Linked DNA regions of Homo sapiens: region 1 is linked to region 2. Evidence: read pairs that join two places in POLR2A ChIA-PET (ENCODE). Cell type or tissue: A673. All regions are shown on one strand.

Region 1 (5,000 bases), 190 kb after region 2:
CTCCCTGCCCTGAGGACCTGCACCCTATTCTTTGCCTGAGGAATTCCTGCTCAAATGCTACCTCCAGCTGGGCACAGTGGCTCACGCCTACAATCCCACCACTTTGGGAGGCCAAGGCAGGCAGATCACCTCACGTCAGGAGTCGGAGACCAGCCTAGCCAACATGGCAAAACCCCATCTCTACTAAAAATACAAAAATTAGCCGGGTGTGGTGGCACATACCACAGATATCAGCCACAGAGTAAAACTCCATCTCAAAAAAAAAAAAAAATGCTACCTCCACTGTGAAGTCTTCCTTAAAGCCCCCTCCCACACCAAGCAGTTTACTGAATCCTCTCATTTCTTTGACCTCTTCAAACTGAATCAGTTCACACACATCCATCTCCCCCCAGAATTCCCGTGTTTCCCAAGCATGGCAAACACCTCATTTGTCTCTCTTTGTCTGTGCCTGACTCACAGTAGGGGCTTAGGAGCTGTTTGTTCAAAAAATAAAGGAGTCTTTTCCTTTGCTGTTGATTCAACACCTGTTCTTAGTGAAAAAGGGATAATTTTTTTTTTTATTTCCAGGAAGTGATCTTTAATTAGTATATGACCCATTTTACATATGTGAAAATTGAGGCAGACTGTTGCTGCACCCACAACACCAGGAGAAGCAAGGCAATAAGAAGTGCAGGCTCTGGAAGGCCGGCAGCCTCCGCCTAATGGGGAGGGCGGGGAGGCTCTGTGCTGAGCTGTTGGAGGCGAGGCCAGGCACAGGGGAAAGGCCGACATCCCCCTCCCCCACCTCCTTTCAATTCCTGGCTGCCAAGGCTGTCAAGAGGCTCTGAGGACACGTGCCTGCGTCAGGGGCCATGAGCCCTGTTAGGGTGGTTCTGCTAATTGATCCCAGAAGCCCTTGTGACTGCCAGGGGATGCCTCAGCGGACTCAGCAATGTCCTGACCGCTACCTCTCGCCTCACCAGATGGCCTCCCTCCTGCCTCAGCTGCCTCTAGGCCAGGCCACATGTCCCTGATCATTCAGGGCCTGAGACTCCCCCAAGTAGCCAGCAGAACAGAGCCCGGCCAGGGGTGGTGGCGGGGGTGTGTGGGGAGCACTGGAGAAGCTCCTTTTTTTCTGTGTCTCTCTGGCTGATTGGATGGTTTTCCAAAAAGAAAAATTTTAATGTGTTTTCGGTTTGGTTTTTTTTTTTTTTTTTTTTTTTTGAGACAGGGTCTCACTCTGTCATCCAGGCTGGAGTGCAGTGGTGCGATCACAGCTCACTGCAGCCTCAACCTCTGTGCTCCAGCGGTCCTCTACCTCAGCCTCCGGAGTAGCTGGCACTACAGGTGCGCACCATCACACCTGGCTAATTTTTTGTATTTTTCATAGAGACCGGGTTTTGCCGTGTTGCCCAGGCTGGTCTCAAACTCCTGAGCTCAAGCGATCCTGCCACCTTGGCCTCCCAAATGCTGGGATTACCGGCATAAGCCATTGCTGCTTAGCCAGCACTCAGCCTCAAATGCCCCCACAACTTCCTCCAGCAGCCCCACAATCTCCTGCCCCTTATGGGTGGGGAACCCTGGCATGTCATGTGACGGGGGTGGAGTCAGGAGAGCTGCTGTCCTTCCTGACCCATTGGGACAAGTCTGTGCAGCTGAGTCCCAGGGATAAGGGTAGGACCCACAGCCAAGTGACCAGTTCCAGAAATAGAGATGGTCATTGTGGTGCTCAAGGCACCCCTGCCTTCTTCCTGGGTTCAAGCCTGGAGCTCAAGATTGGAGTTCAAGGTTGCAGAGAGCTTTAGAACTGCTAATGGGGGCCAGGCGCAGTGGCCCACGCCTGGCCAACATGGGTGAAACCCTATCGCAACTAAAAATACAAAAATTATCCAGACAGCCGGGCACGGTGGCTCACGCCTGTAATCCTAGCACTTTGGGAGGCCAAGGCAGGTGGATCATCGAGGTCAGGAGTTCGAGACCAGCCTGGCCAACATGGTGAAACCATATCTCTACTAAAAATATAAAAATTAGCTGGGCGTGATGGTGGGCGCCTATAATCCCAGCTACTCAGGAGGCTGAGGCAGGAGAATTGCTTGAACCCAGGAGACTGAGGTTGCAGTGAGCCGACAGGGTGCCACTGCCCTCCAGCCTGGGCGACAGAGTGAGACTCTGTCTCAAAAAAAAAAAAAAAAAAAAAGAACTGCTGGCCGGGCACGGTGGCTCACACCTGTAATCAGCACTTTGGGAGGCCAAGGTGGGCGGATCATGAGGTCAGGAGATCGAGACCATCCTGGCTAACACGGTGAAACCCCACCTCTACTAAAAATACAAAAAATTAGCCGGGCGTGGTGACGGGTCCGTGTAGTTCCAGCTACTTGGGAGGCTGAGGCAGGAGAGTGGCGTGAACCCGGGAGACAGAGCTTGCAGTGAGCCGAGATAGCGCCATTGCACTCCAGCCTGGGCGACAGAGCAAGACTCTGTCTCAAAAAAAAAAAAAAAAAAAAGAACTGCTAATGGGTATGGGGATTTTTTATGAGGTAATGGAAATGTTCTGGAATGCGACAGCAGTGATGGTTACGCAACCTCTTGAATATGCTAAAATCCATTGAATTGTACACTTTAAAAGGGTAAATTTATAATATGTGAATTGCATTTCAATAACACAAAACAAAAATAAACCAAAAAAAATTGCCCTACTTAAACACTTTCTGTTGTCCCCTGTTCATTACCCTTAGGACAGAGCACACACACACTTCCCTGGGACGTGGTTCAGCTTCTTCCTCCACCCAGCCTGCCCTGCCCGTACCCTTTCCTGCCCTTCCTCCTTTCCTCCTACAGAAGGGCCCTGCTGGGGCCTCTTTCAAGGTCCAGGCTCTGGCGCATGAAACTCCCTCTACCTGTCAGATGGTTAAATGCCTATTCAGTTTTTATCTGTGGCAATAAGTAGGCATTGATCTCATTTCACAGATGAGGAAACTGAGCCTTAAAAAGATATAACAACTCGCCCAAAGTCACCTAGCTGGCAGATGGTGCAGTTGAGATTCAGGCCCCAGCAGTGGCTTCAGAATCCATGATCTGAACCACTTTGGTTGGTGGCTTTCTGTGGTAGCCTGAAGAATCCCACCCTCGCCAAGATATCCACATCCTAATCCTGGAACCTGTGAATGTTACCTTATATGACAAAGGCGCCGCAGATGTGATTAAGGATCTGGAGATGAGGAGGTTATCCTGGATCATTACAATCACAAACGCCCTTATAAAGGGGGATGCAGAGGGAGATTACAGACCAAAGGCAGAAGGTGGTGTGATGATGGAAGCAGAGAAAGAGGTCTGAAGATGGTACGCCGCTGGTTTTGAACATGGAAGAAGAGGCCACAGCCGGGGAACAGAGCCCCAGAAGCAGGAGAGGGCAAGGAAACGGATACTCCTCAAAGCTTCTGGAGGGAACGTGGCCCTGTGAACACCCTGGTTTCTGCCTGTTGAAACTGATTCTGAATTTCCGGTCTTGAGAACTGTAAGAAAATAAATGTGTGTCGTGTTGTGGGTTTTTAAAAAATAATTTTTTTCTTTCTTTTTTCTCCCGGCTTTTCAATAGGGATAACGTGTGTTGTTTTAAGTCACCAGGTTTGTGGTGATTAGTTACAGCAGCCATAGAAAATGAAGACACTGGCCAGGCTCACGCCTGTAATCCCAGCACTTTGGGAGGCTGAGGGCAGGTGGATCACCTGAAGTCAGGAGTTTGAGACCAGCCTGGCCAACATGGCGAAACCTGTCTCTACTAAAAATAGAAAAATTAGCTGGGTGTAGTGGTGCATGCCTGTAGTCCCAGTACTCAGGAGGCTGAGGCAGGAGAATCGCTTGAACCTGGGAGATGGCGGTTGCAATGAGCCAAGATTGCGCCATTGCACTCCAGCCTGGGCGACAGAGCAAGACTCCGTCTCAAGGAAAAAAAAAGAAAAGAAAATGAAGACACTTTCCCTCCTAGAAGAGCCTATTCTGCCTCCCAGGCTGGGCCCCTCTCTGAGAGGCTCTTCTGCCCCGAGGTCAGTGGCCCACCCTGTTTTGTGCTCCTTGGGGATGCTTCCTATGACCTCTGACCCTGGAGCTTGCCTCGGTCATGACCTCCATGCTCACCCTGACCTTGGGCCTCTTCTACGGCTCCCAGCACTGACTTCACCAGGCTGGAGTCATCTTCCAGTTGTTCAGGGGCAGGCACCAGCTCTGGGGCAGTGTGGAAGAGGAAAGTGAGGCTTGGAGGGGGGCACTGAATGCTCAAGATCACTCAGCTGGCAAGAGGCAGAGCCGCTGAATGTGTGGCCATGAGATGACCAGGGCACCCAAGCCGAAGGGCTCGTGAGGAAAGAGGCCACACTGGCTGCCCACTGCCCCTAGGTTCCAATCCCGGCACCCATCTGGGCCCACATAGAATTGGACCATTCCTGGTGGGCTTGGCTTTAGGAAAACCTGATAGCAAATTCCAAACCAATAAGAGCAAATAAATGAGGGGTGATTACCGACAATAAGAGAGGATACACTGCAGGGTGCCTCCAAATCGCATCTCCTCCAGTACGTTTTAAGTGCTTTATAGGTCATTAACTACTTGACAGAGAGAGCCTGACACTTAAAGCAAAGAATTTGGTACCTCTGCCAGGGAAAATCAATCAGAAATGAAGCTAGAGCATCAGAGGCGTTAAGATTTACTGGGTAGGCCAACGGGATTCAATTGACGCAGAATTTTAAGACCCTCTCCACTGTGTAAAGTAAGGCACACTGGTATTTGAAGCCATTTATAAATCCCAAACTAGAATTTAGAAACACTTAACCTCTCCCCTGCCATTTTTGTGTGTGTGTGGATGTTAATGAAATATTTCGAAGACATGGAAAAGTACAGAGATAAGCTTAAGCATCTAAGTCCCCCATCTGACTCTGTCAAATGAAATATTGCAGCTATGTGCAGCTATGATTGAAGCACCCACTATTTTTTTTTTTTTTTTTTTTGAGATGGAGTCTCTGTCTGTCGC
Region 2 (5,000 bases):
CGACAACAACCCTTCAAAGGCAGGCCCAGGGCTTGGCTCCCCTAGCCAAGCTGCTCATAAACCAGCTGAGCGAATGAAAGCACTTTCTTTTTGCACGTGAGACAACCAAGGCTCAGAGAGGGTAAGCACCTTGCCCAAGGTCCTACAGCCCCTCACTGGCAGAGATGGCCAAGTTTCTATTAATACAAGTGCTCCAGTGACACAGGCCTCCAGATGGGACGCTGTTTTTTGAGAACCTTTGTCATCCTGCCCCTCCCCTCTTTAATCTTCACAGCCTCTATCAGGAATCCCCCTCTCAACAGATGCACCGAGCTGACTTCGAGCTTTTCCCTGTGCAGCAGCCAGTGCCTGGGATGTCTCCCTCCTCTCCTCACCTCCATCGACTGTATTTAATGCCACTGAAGTGCATACTTACAAACGGTTAAATTGACAATCATTAAGTATTATGTTAGCTATATAATTTCTTTTGTTTTTTTTTTCTTGAGATGGAGTCTCGCTCTGTCGCCCAGGCTGCAGTGCAGTGGTGCTATCTCGGCTCAATGCAACCTCTGCCTCCCATTCAAGCGATTGTCCTGCCTCAGCCTCCTGAGTAGCTGGGATTACAGGCGTGAGCCACCACGCCTGGCCTGTAATTTTCAAAAACGACAAAGACGCTAACAGGCAAACCTTGGCGGGGGACCCGGAGGCAGTGGTACTCACCCAGGCGAGCCTCTGGTCTCTGTTCAGAACCAGACCTGGAGGCGGAAGCACAAAGACAGCAGCGTCAATGCTGTCCATCAGGGTCAGGGGACGCTCCGTGACTTTGCTGGAACCCTCCAGGCCTTTGCAGCCAGGGCCCATTTCTCCCACCTGCCCCCGACGTCCTCAGCTGCCCAGGACTCCCTGTCCTGGGGTCCAGCTGGAGCAGGGCTAGACCACAGCCACCTGGCCACAGACCTGTCAGCCCACATGGGCCCTCACCGGCCACCCCAAAGGGCCGGTGCAGAATGAGGGCGGGAGCTTAGGCTAATAGCCTCGTGGACGGTGGAGCTCTAGTCTCTGAGAAACTCATTCATTCCTTTAGTCACTAGGAAGAAGCAAATAAGTACCAATGGTGTCACTGGTTGTGGTGAGCTGAGATCGTGCCACTGCACTCCAGCCTAGGCGACAGAGCAAGACTCTGTCTCAAAAAATCAAACAAAAACCACTAAAAAACCATACATATATGATATACCAACAAGATTTTCTTGGTGGGGGGCCTAAACCACCTGATTCTCAAGTTCACGTGGAAAAATTACACAGGTAAGAATAGCAGGAGGTCAGGCACCTGTAATTCCAGCACTTTGGGAGGCCGAAGTGGGAGGATCACTTGAGACCAGCGTGGGCAATGGAGCAGGACCCCATCTCTACACAAAAAAACTAAAAAATTAGCCAAGGCCAGGCATGGTGGCTCAAGCCTGTAATCCCAGCACTTTGGGAGGCCGAGGCAGGCGAATCACGAGGTCAGGAGTTCAAGACCAGCCTGGGCAATATGGTTAAACCTGGTCTCTACTAAAAATACAAAAATTAGCTGGGCGTAGTGGCAGGTGCCTGTAATCCCAGTTACTCGGGAGGCTGAGGCAGGAGAATCGCTTAAACCCGGGAGGCAGAGGTTGCAGTGAGCCGAGATCGAGCCACTGCATTCCAGCCCAGGTGACAGAGTGAGACTCCGTCTCAAAAAAAAAAAAAAGATGTGAGGGTGATCTGGCTGCGACATCTGTCACCCCATTGATCGCCAGGGTTGATTCAGCTGATCTGGCGGCTAGGCGGGTGTCCCCTCCCTTCCTTACCGCTCCATGTGCGTCCCTCCCGAAACTGTGCACTCGGTCGAAGAGGACGACCATCCCCGATAGAGGAGGACCGGTCTTCGGTCAAGGGTATACGAGTAGCTGCGCTCCCCTGCTAGAACCTCCAAACAAGCTCTCAAGGTCCATTTGTAGGAGAACGTAGCGTAGTCATCCCATCACCCTTTGCTCTCTTTTCGGACTCGGCCCGCCTGCACCCAGGTGAAATAAATGGCCTTGTTGCGTGTACACACACACACACACACACGCGCGCGCCGAGCATGGTGGCACACTCCTGTAGTCCCAGCTACTGGGAAGACTCAAGTGGAAGGGTTCTTTGAGCCCAGGAGGCAGAGGCTGCAGTGAGCCGAGATCCTGCCACTGCAATCCAGTCTGGCCAACACAGCAAGACCCTGTCTCAAAAAGGAAAAGAAAAAAGACTAGTAGAAAAACTCTGTAAAAGAGCCATGAAGGGAGACGGTCCCGTCAGATGCGAAAATCCTCAGGCCGGGTGCGGTGGCTCACACCTGAAATCCCAATACTTTGGGAGGCCAAGACAGGTGGATCACCTGAGGTCAGGAGTTCGAGACCAGCCTGGCCAACATGGTGAACCCCATCTCTACTAAAAATACAAAAATTAGCCAGGCATGGTGGTGGGCACCTGTAATCCCAGCTACTTGGCAGACTGAGGCAGGAGAATTACTTGAACCCAGGAGGTGGAGGTTGCGGTGAGCCGAGATTGTGCCATTATACTCCAGCTTGGACGACAAAAGCAAGACCCCGTCTCAAAAAAAAAGAAAAAAAAAAATCCTGTGTCGGGCCTCAGTTTAAAATGTGTGGTACAGTAAGATCATAGACAGGCAGTCAGAGACAGACCCAAGTACAGATGGGCATTCACTGTCTGACCAAGGCAGCCCCTTACATGAACAGGGTAAAGATAGACTTGTCTAAAAATGGCATTAGGCACCTGAGGAGCCATCTGGAAAAAGATGAAGTCAGATGCAAACCTCACTTTGTATACTAGATAAGGATCCAATGTAGTAAATATTTAAATGCTAGTGCTAGACCCAAAATAATATTAGTGTCAAGCATGACCTTTTAACTATGACTCAAATTCCAGAAGCCATACAAAAGACATGTTTTTTCTTGTCTTTTTTTTTTCTGAGACGAAGTTTCACTCTTGTTGCCCAGGCTAGAGTGCAATGGTATGATCTCAGCTCACTGCAACCTCCACCTCCCGGTTCAAGCGATTCTCTTGCCTCAGCCTCCCCAGTAGCTGGGATTACAGGCATGCGCCATCACGCCCAACTACTTTTGTATTTTTAGTAGAGACGGGGTTTCTCCATGTTGGTCAGGGTGGTCTCGAACTCCCAACATCAGGTGATTCACCCACCTCAGCCTCCCAAAGCGCTGGGATTACAGGCATGAGCCACTGTGCCTGGTCTAGAAATCTGTATTTTTACATAAAATCTTTCTATTTAAAATAATAGCCCTTCTGCTCTGGTCCTTGGGCCCTTCCTCCAAAAAATAAAAAGAGTATAATAAAAAATAAAATGTGGGCAATCTATTCAAAATTCCCCCCATGCCAAATGTTTTTGATTAAACTGCACAAGTTAAACAAATTATTATCTGCAACCTGTATGCAGTCCAGCTTATGAGAAAGATTTGAGCCTCCCCCACAGCACGGGGCTTCAGGGGCCAGATATTTTTGTTTTGTTTTTAAGACAGGGTTGGCTGGGCATGGTGACTCACACCTGTAATCCTACCATTTTGGGAGGTCGAGTCAGTAGGATCGCTTGAGTTCAGGAGTTCGAGACCAGCCTGGGCAACATGGCGAAACTCCATCTCTACAAAAAAATACAAAAATTAGCCAGGTGTGGTCTGCACACTTGTGGTCCCAGCTACTCAAGAGGCTGAGGTAGGAGGATCGCCTGAGCCCATGAGGCCAAGGCTGCAGTGAGCCATGGTCACGCCACTGCATTCCAGCCTGAGTGACAGAGCAAGACCCTGTTGAAAACAACAACAACAACAAAAAAAAAAAAAAAGAAAAAAAGAAAAAGCCAGGGTCTTGCTAGAGTGCAGTGGCACAATCAAGGTTCAATGCAGCCTCCGACTCCTGAGCTCATGTGAGTCTCCCACTTCAGCCTCCTAAGTAGCTGGGACCACAGGTGTGCCACCATGCCGTTTATTTTTGAATTTTTTGTAGAGATGGGGGTGTCTCCCTATATTGCCCAGGCTGGTCTTGAACTCCTGGCCTCAAACAGTCCTCCCACCTGGACTCCCAAAGTGCTGGGATTACAGGCATGTGTGAATACGCTTGGCCAGGGGCCAGACTGACACAGACTGTCCCTCTGTCCTTAGGGCACCCCAGGCAGAGTGGGCCCCTCCCTCCTTCATGGGAACACCTCAAGATGGTTTCCAGAAAGCCAGTATTGTGGGGCTTAAACTTAGATGAGAAGATAAAGAGCTCATCTCTGCTGCTCTCTCCCCATCCTGCACCACCAGCTCACACCTCCAGGCCTGTCCTGCCAGCTCCTTTCTCCTCCTGGAGTCCGTAGGAGCAGCTCCCGTACCTTCACTGCTTTGCTCAAAAGTCACCTTCTCATGAGGCCCACCCAGACCTTCCTATTCAAAAGAGGAAGTGGAGCTGCAGCCTCTCCAACAATGCTCGCTGCCCTCCCCACTCTGCGTCCTCCACGAGCCCTCCCCTTCTCACGCACTCTGTAACCCACCCAGAGAACCTCACACACAAGCCAACGGGCTCCTGAGGCTCCCAGCAGCCAGAGAGGTGGGAACAGATACTCCCTCACAGCCCTCAGAAGGAACCAGCCCTGCCGAGGCCTTGACCTTGGACCCTGAACTCCGGAACTGTGGGGGAATGTGTCTTGGTTGTTTAAGCTCCAGATTCTGGAGGAATCAGGTTGGATGATGGGGGCAGGGAAGGGAAGTTATCCCAGTTCAGAATAGAATGTGAACTCTCAGGGGCCCTGGGGTTGGAGGGAAGCATTTGGGAGGAACCTACATTGTCCTTGAGGCACTGGGTGGGGGGTTCTGGCTGGGTACTGTCTTCTTTTAGGTTAATGCTGGGTCCCAAAAGGCCACAACTGCTGCAGAGGGCTTGTCTGCACACAACGTTCCAGCCAGCTGACCACTTCCCCCAGACCCAGGGTTCACCTCTTTCTCAGCCCTCCCTCTTGC

Evidence for each region. Peaks named below come from ENCODE experiments on the same cell type or tissue, not always from the same donor. Only the 100,000 strongest peaks of a DNase experiment are listed, where the experiment ranks them.
Region 1: POLR2A ChIA-PET joins it to region 2 with 7 read pairs; 4 of 35 experiments call an interaction of 5 or more read pairs at or near these places.

What each region holds. Positions count from the first base shown.
Region 1 is chr22:42,372,742-42,377,741 of GRCh38, reverse strand. No RefSeq gene overlaps it. Among named protein-coding and RNA genes, the nearest start is that of LINC01315, 6.0 kb to the right of the region's middle. In A673, a CTCF peak has its summit at 2,884; DNase peaks (open chromatin) are centred at 2,551, 2,801 and 4,541.
Region 2 is chr22:42,562,038-42,567,037 of GRCh38, reverse strand. It overlaps SERHL2 (serine hydrolase like 2), which reads right to left. Exons shown (of 12, transcript NM_014509.5): 9 at 700-734. It also overlaps the pseudogene RN7SKP80. Among named protein-coding and RNA genes, the nearest start is that of SERHL2, 11 kb to the right of the region's middle. In A673, no CTCF peak of the experiment used is centred here; no DNase peak of the experiment used is centred here.